2 separate regions of the Homo sapiens genome follow, and region 1 is linked to region 2. Evidence: chromatin loops called from intact Hi-C (ENCODE). Cell type or tissue: ascending aorta. All regions are shown on one strand. Links, peaks and the distances in the headings refer to the core of each region. The heading gives the core; the rest is flanking DNA. Region 1 overlaps ARHGEF10L (Rho guanine nucleotide exchange factor 10 like). Region 2 overlaps ARHGEF10L (Rho guanine nucleotide exchange factor 10 like).

Evidence for each region. A loop is a pair of places that touch in the nucleus more often than their neighbours do. Peaks named below come from ENCODE experiments on the same cell type or tissue, not always from the same donor. Only the 100,000 strongest peaks of a DNase experiment are listed, where the experiment ranks them.
Region 1: it touches region 2 in a loop (2.1-fold over the local background); 2 of 110 quality-filtered maps call a loop at or near these places.

The regions. Positions count from the first base shown.
Region 1 is chr1:17,628,428-17,631,325 of GRCh38, forward strand. All of the region lies in intron 15 of ARHGEF10L (Rho guanine nucleotide exchange factor 10 like), which reads left to right. Among named protein-coding and RNA genes, the nearest start is that of LINC02810, 88 kb to the right of the region's middle. RefSeq lists enhancers at 1,063-1,716, 1,717-2,368. In ascending aorta, for the core only: a CTCF peak has its summit at 1,224 (motif pointing left); a DNase peak (open chromatin) is centred at 1,784; H3K4me3 peaks cover 1,047 bases; H3K27ac peaks cover 2,500 bases.
Region 2 is chr1:17,550,485-17,553,382 of GRCh38, forward strand. The region is part of intron 1 of ARHGEF10L (Rho guanine nucleotide exchange factor 10 like); the gene reads left to right. Among named protein-coding and RNA genes, the nearest start is that of ARHGEF10L, 12 kb to the left of the region's middle. In ascending aorta, for the core only: no CTCF peak of the experiment used is centred there; a DNase peak (open chromatin) is centred at 1,417; H3K4me3 peaks cover 1,732 bases; H3K27ac peaks cover 2,500 bases.

The DNA.
Region 1 (2,898 bases), core at 157-2,656, 78 kb after region 2:
GTCACTGGAGTCCCTCTTCTTCCCTCTCAGCACATGACATGAACTGCCTGGCTCTGTGCTGGGGTCTCTGGGAGGTCCCACACCCCAGCCCCCCTGTTCACCTACTGGAGGGTAGGGGAGGGCTGGGATAGTTTAGGCTGGGGTGCCCAGGCCCTGGGCACATTGCAGGACTGTTCTTTGGAGAACGGATACTGTGTGAGGTCATAGGGAGAGGTTCAAATTTTCTGGGGAATAAACTGGGAGCCTCTTGGCTCTGTGGGGTCCTAGAAGCAGAACTAAGGCCTATGGCTGGCTGTTCCCAGGAGGGAGGTTTCAGCAGCACGGGGTAGACCTTTCTAAGAGTCCAGGAAGGAGTACCCAGAGGGAGAGTGGCCCTTTCCATGTGTGCTGCACTTTACAGTATAGAATGCTGTCTAACCTGCATCAGCATCTTTGCTTTCCACCCCATGCCTGTGAAGTGGGGCAGGGACAAGGCCTCCTGTAGGGTCCCCTGCAGTGCCAAGCTTCAGGCAACCCACATCTTAGGACTCTGTTGCTTCAGGCCAAATTCAGGTTGCAGGTTGTGTTGTGGCCCACACAGTATTTTATTCTATTTAATTTAATTTTATTTTGAGACAGGGCCTCATGCTGTTGCCCAGGCTGGAGTACAGTGGTACAATAACGGCTCACTGCAGCCTTGAGCTCCTGGGCTCAAGTGAGCCTCCTGCCTCAGCCTCTTGAGTAGCTGGGACTACAAGCACGAGCTACCACACCCAGCTAATTAATTTTTTTTTTTTTTTTGTAGAGATGGGGTCTCACTATGATGCCCAGGCTGGTCTCAAACTCCTGGGATCAAGTGATCCTCCTGCCTCAGCCTCCCAAAGTGTTGGGATCACAGGCATGAGCCACGGTGCCCGGCCCACACAGTAGTTTTAAGAACATGGCAGTAGTTGCCAACATTTAAAAATTGAGAGAGATCCTATAAAATTCAGACTTGTGGGTCTCCTGGGAGGGTAGGAAGAGCTGGCTCACCGACCCACCTTCCCACGTGGCACCAGCCCCCGAGTGGCAGCTGCCCACTTCCCCTTGGTTCCTACCCACCTTTCCCACTGATGTTACCTGCAAGCCCCTAAGGCATCTGAGTTTATTTTACCTGCTCCAGGAGGATTGGGCTGGGGAAGACGAGATGGGGAGGGGACAGCGCCCTCTCCTGGGGATGTCCCCATCCACGTGGCTCAGGTTGGGCATGAGGGGCAGGGTCACTCTCCACCCCCTGGTTCCAGGCAGGACTAACTCAGCCATCCCCCACACAAGCCTCGAGTTTGGAATGTCTCGGGAGAAAAAGCCTTCAGCCCCGCCATGACCACCCGTGCTGGCCTTTGCGCTCAGGAATCTTCTCCTCTCCCCACCTTCGGCTCCCTCTTCGGTGACCAAGAGGCTTTCTCTTGCTTTGCCTCATACACCTGTGCAGCCACAGTGGGGAGAGGCCTCTTGGGAGGAGGAAATAAATTCCGTAGTGGTTGGGAAGAGCCGTTCTGCCCTCTCCTGCTCTGTGAGGTGGGCCCTGGCTGGAGGTAAGGGAGACCTCTTTGATGCTGGGCAAAGGACTAGAGGCTCTAAGCTTCCATGTCTCCATTTGCTGGGTGAGGGTAGGTTGGACCATGTGAGATGTTAGGAAGAGTGTGGTGGAGGCCGCACCCTGGGCTTCCCCCTCCAGGGCCCTCCCTGGACAGTCCTGGCCAGTTCTGTGACCTGTTTAGTGATGTCCCTATCACCATCACCCAGGGAGAAGCAGAAACGAAACTGGGTGTAACCCGAAACGGAACCATGCCAGCTGTTTCAAAATAGCCTAGGCAGGAGCCTCCAGAGGGCCGTTTGTGCAATATCCTGGTTTTCTTTTTCTTTTTGTTGGTTTTCATCTGCCAAGGGGGCAGCGCTGACTGCCAGAGCCCACGGGACTTTCCTCTTCCAAGTTTTGGGTCATGGCACATTTGGCAGCCCTTGGGGCGGGGGGCCCTGCTGTCTTCAAGGTCCGAGTAGTGGTCTCTTGAGTTGGCGTTTGGTTTCCTTGTGGAAATAGTGAGGCGGAGCCTGGCCTTAGCAGCTGTGGGGGACCCCAAGTCCTCCTGCATGTTAGGAGCGGTGGGGCCTCCCCTGGCTCCTGTCACACTGTGCACTAGCTGCTCAATGCAGGGAATGGTGAACGTGGCCTGGCTCTGTCCTGTGCTGTCAATCAACAGTGGGTGGGTCTCAGCGAGTCACTTTACCCCTGGAATCTCAGTTTCCTCACCTGGGCAATGGGGATGGCCTCAAGGACCGCTGAGCTGATTCAATGAGATGTGGAATATTAAGAGCCATCCTCAGTGCCTGGCACACCCTGGGCATTTGGTCCCACTGGGACTTTTGGTTGTGTGCCGACTTGAGAGAGATGATGCTTTGGAGAACAACAGCATTCTCTCCCGAGGAGGCTCGGGGTGATCTGTCCTTTTCTCTCCTGGGGATGCCTGGGGGTGATCTGTGTTTTTCTCTCTGGGGAGGCTCAGGGTGTTCTGTCCTTTTCTCTCCTGGGGATGCTCGGGGTGATCTGTCCTTTTCTGTCCTGGGGATGCCCGGGGGTGATCTATCTTTTTCTCTCTGGGGAGGCTCAGAGTGATCTGTCCTTTTCTGTCCTGGGGTTGCCTGGGGGTGATCTGTCTTTTTCTCTTTGGGGAGGCTCAGGGTGATCTGTCCTTTTATGTCCCGGGGAGGCTCGGGGTGATCTGTCCTTTTCCCAGACAGGATGGGGAAGGAAGGGGAGAGTAATGGTTGTCGTCAGAGTCACGGGTTTTGGGAATGAATTTTGCTGAATATCCTCCCTCCCTCCCAGAAAAAAATCCCCTTTAGAAAAAAGACGTTTTCCCAGGGTGTCCCTGGATGGGT
Region 2 (2,898 bases), core at 236-2,735:
ATACAAAAATTAGCCAGGTGTGGTGGCGGGCGCCTGTAATCCCAGCTACTCAGGGGCTGAGGCAGGAGAATTGCTCGAACCCAGGAGGGTGGAGGTTGCAGTGAGCTGAGACTGTGCCATTGCAGTATAGTGTGGGCAACGAGAGTGAAACTCCATCTCAAAAACGAAAAAAAAAAAGCCAAAAAACCCCAAAGAAGTCCAAGGGGGTAGTGAGGGCCTCTGGGCTGGAGATGCAAACTTGGGCATCCTTAACATATAAAGGGGACAGGTGTGACCACCCAGAGAGACAATTCAGAGGAGAGATCCCTCCACAGGGAGGTGAGCTCTGGGAGCTCTTATATTTATAGTCTGGTGGAGGAGGAGGAGCCAGGGCAGGCAGCCTGGGAGCTAGGGGAAGATGGGTGCAAGGAACTTACCTTTAGTGCCAGGTGCTGAACTAAACACCTGGGGAGGATCGGCCCCTGGTCCTCACGATAAGTCTGTGAGGTGCAGGTGCTATTAAGCGTCTCACCTTATCGAAGCGGAAAGAGGCCCGGAGGTGACCCAGTGCACCTGCCAGCAGGTGCACGACTGTGTAGGGAGTGAGGATTCACACCAAGGGGGGCAGTCCACCTCGTTTGCCCACGGCATTCCCGTGTTGCAGAGGAGGATTCCAAAGCTTGTGGTTTTGTTCATTTGTTTTCATTTGTCTGTCCTTGCATTCCTCTCCTCCCAACACATATTTACTAAGCACCTACTGAATGCTGTGCACTGGGCAAGGAACTGGAGATTCCAAGATGAGTAAGGTGTGGCGCCCCTTAATCTGGTGAGGGAGGTGGATGGGCAACAGCTGAAGGGTGGGCGGTGCCTGATGCAGGTGGAGGGACTCCGAGGAGGCTTCCCAGGGGAGTGTCCAAGCCAAGCAGTGGAAAAGGCAGAGTTAGGTCAGGAAGCAGGAGGCATCCAGGCATGTGCCAAGGCTCAGGGGAGGGAATAGCAGGGCCATGTCAGGGAGGGTGCAGGAGGGTGCTGCTCAGGAGCTCTGTCCATTGTACTAGGGGCTTGTACTTTATCTTGTGGGCCCTGCGAGCCAGTCAACTGTTTCAAGCTAGGGGATGACGGGATTAGAACTTTTTGTTTGGGGTAGAGATTGGGCTGCAAGGGACAGAAGAGTTACCAGGGAGAGCTTTCAAGGCTGTTAAAAGGCTCTCGATTCCTAGGTCATTCTCTGAACCCTGCTGCTTCCTTACTCCTTCCCAAATTCTGCTCATTTTTCTCTTCCAAAAAGATTTCCGAGTCAGAGAGGTTAAGCAACTTGCCTGAGGTCTCCCAGCGTGCCAGGTCATCCAGGCTGGGACTGGTCTTCTAACTAAAACAACCACAGTCCCAGGGGTGGAAGCGGATGGTGAGTAACCCCAGGGAGCGGCTCACTGGAGGCTTGAGTTGAAGGTCACCGTCCACAGTCCCCGTGTGGCTTTAAACATTGCCTTTTTGCAGTCTCAGAGAACAGTTGGTGCTTCTGGGCAGGAGGAGCTGGGCTGCTGCTGGGAGCCAGGGCTGGGGCTTTCCCAGAGCTGCACGGGTTATTTAAGCAGTTTCCTGGGCATCTGCTTCCTCCCCAATGAGTGATGGGAAAACTCCATGGGGCTGGTGCAGGATTTGATTAACAGGTCACATGAGGCCAGTGAGGGAGGCAGTCCCTGCTGGGAAGGGCAGATGCCAGGCAGAGGGCGAGGGGAGGGGGAGATGGGGAGCACTTCCCAGAGCCCTGTGCTATGAGCTCTGTCACTTTGGGCAGGTGTCTCACCTCTCTGCAGTCTTGGTTCCCTCGCCTGTAGAGATAATATGAAATGTGACCAATAGGACTGAAGTAATAACCAGTGTCCACTGTAGGCCTGAAGTGTGCCAGGTACCACGCATGATCTTGTTTCAATCTATCTTTTTTTTTTCTTTTGAGATAGAATCTCACTGTGTCACCCGGCTGCAGTGCAGTGGCATGTTCTTGGCTCACTGCAACCTCTGCTTCCCGGGTTCAAGTGATTCTCCTGCCTCAGCCTCCCAAGTAGTTGGGACTACAGGTGCATGCTACCACAGCTGGCTAATTTTCGTTTTTTTTTTTTTTTTTTTTTTTTTTTTTTTTAGTAGATACAGGGTTTCACCATATCAGCCAGGCTGGTCTCAAACTCCTGACCTCCAGTAATCTGCTCCCCTCAGCCTCCCAAAGTGCTGGGGTTACAGGCGTGAGCCACCGTGTCCAGCCTCTTGTTTCAATCCCTTGTCATCTTGTGAGCTATGGATGGTCATTATCTTCATTTTATAGATGACACAGCTAAGGAACAGAAAGGGTAGATATTTTGTCCCAGGTCACACAGCTAGTAAATGGCAGAATTTGAACCTGACCCTCTAACTCTGGAGCCCTCCCCTGAAATCCCTGTGGTCCCCCTTCAAACTTTGTTCAGCTGAGCATGAGTCCCTTCCTTGGCAAATCACTTGATAGGATCCTGTGGGGCACTAGCATTCTGCCCACTTGACTTTGGGACACCCCAGTCCCTACAACCCCTTAAGTTTTATCACGAAGACTTGGAGCTCCAGTGGGCCTCAGCCCCTGGCTCATCATCTTTCAGCCAAGTGGGGCAGACCCGGGACCAGAACCCCAGCATCCCAGACTCCTGGCCTTCTGCTCCTTTCACTCCTCCAGGGCCTCAGAGGGGGACTGGACTGGGAGCCAGTTGCCTGGGTTCTAATCCCACTTCTTCCTTGGACCAGCCAGAAGAGCTTGGGCAACATTTCACTTTGCCCCCTGCCTTTACCCTAAGCCTCAGTTTCCTCTTCTGTGAGATGGGTAGATTGAGAATCTAGAATCTCTACCAATTCTAATAATTCATAAGTGTAAGATTTCAGGTTTCTATCTAGGAATCT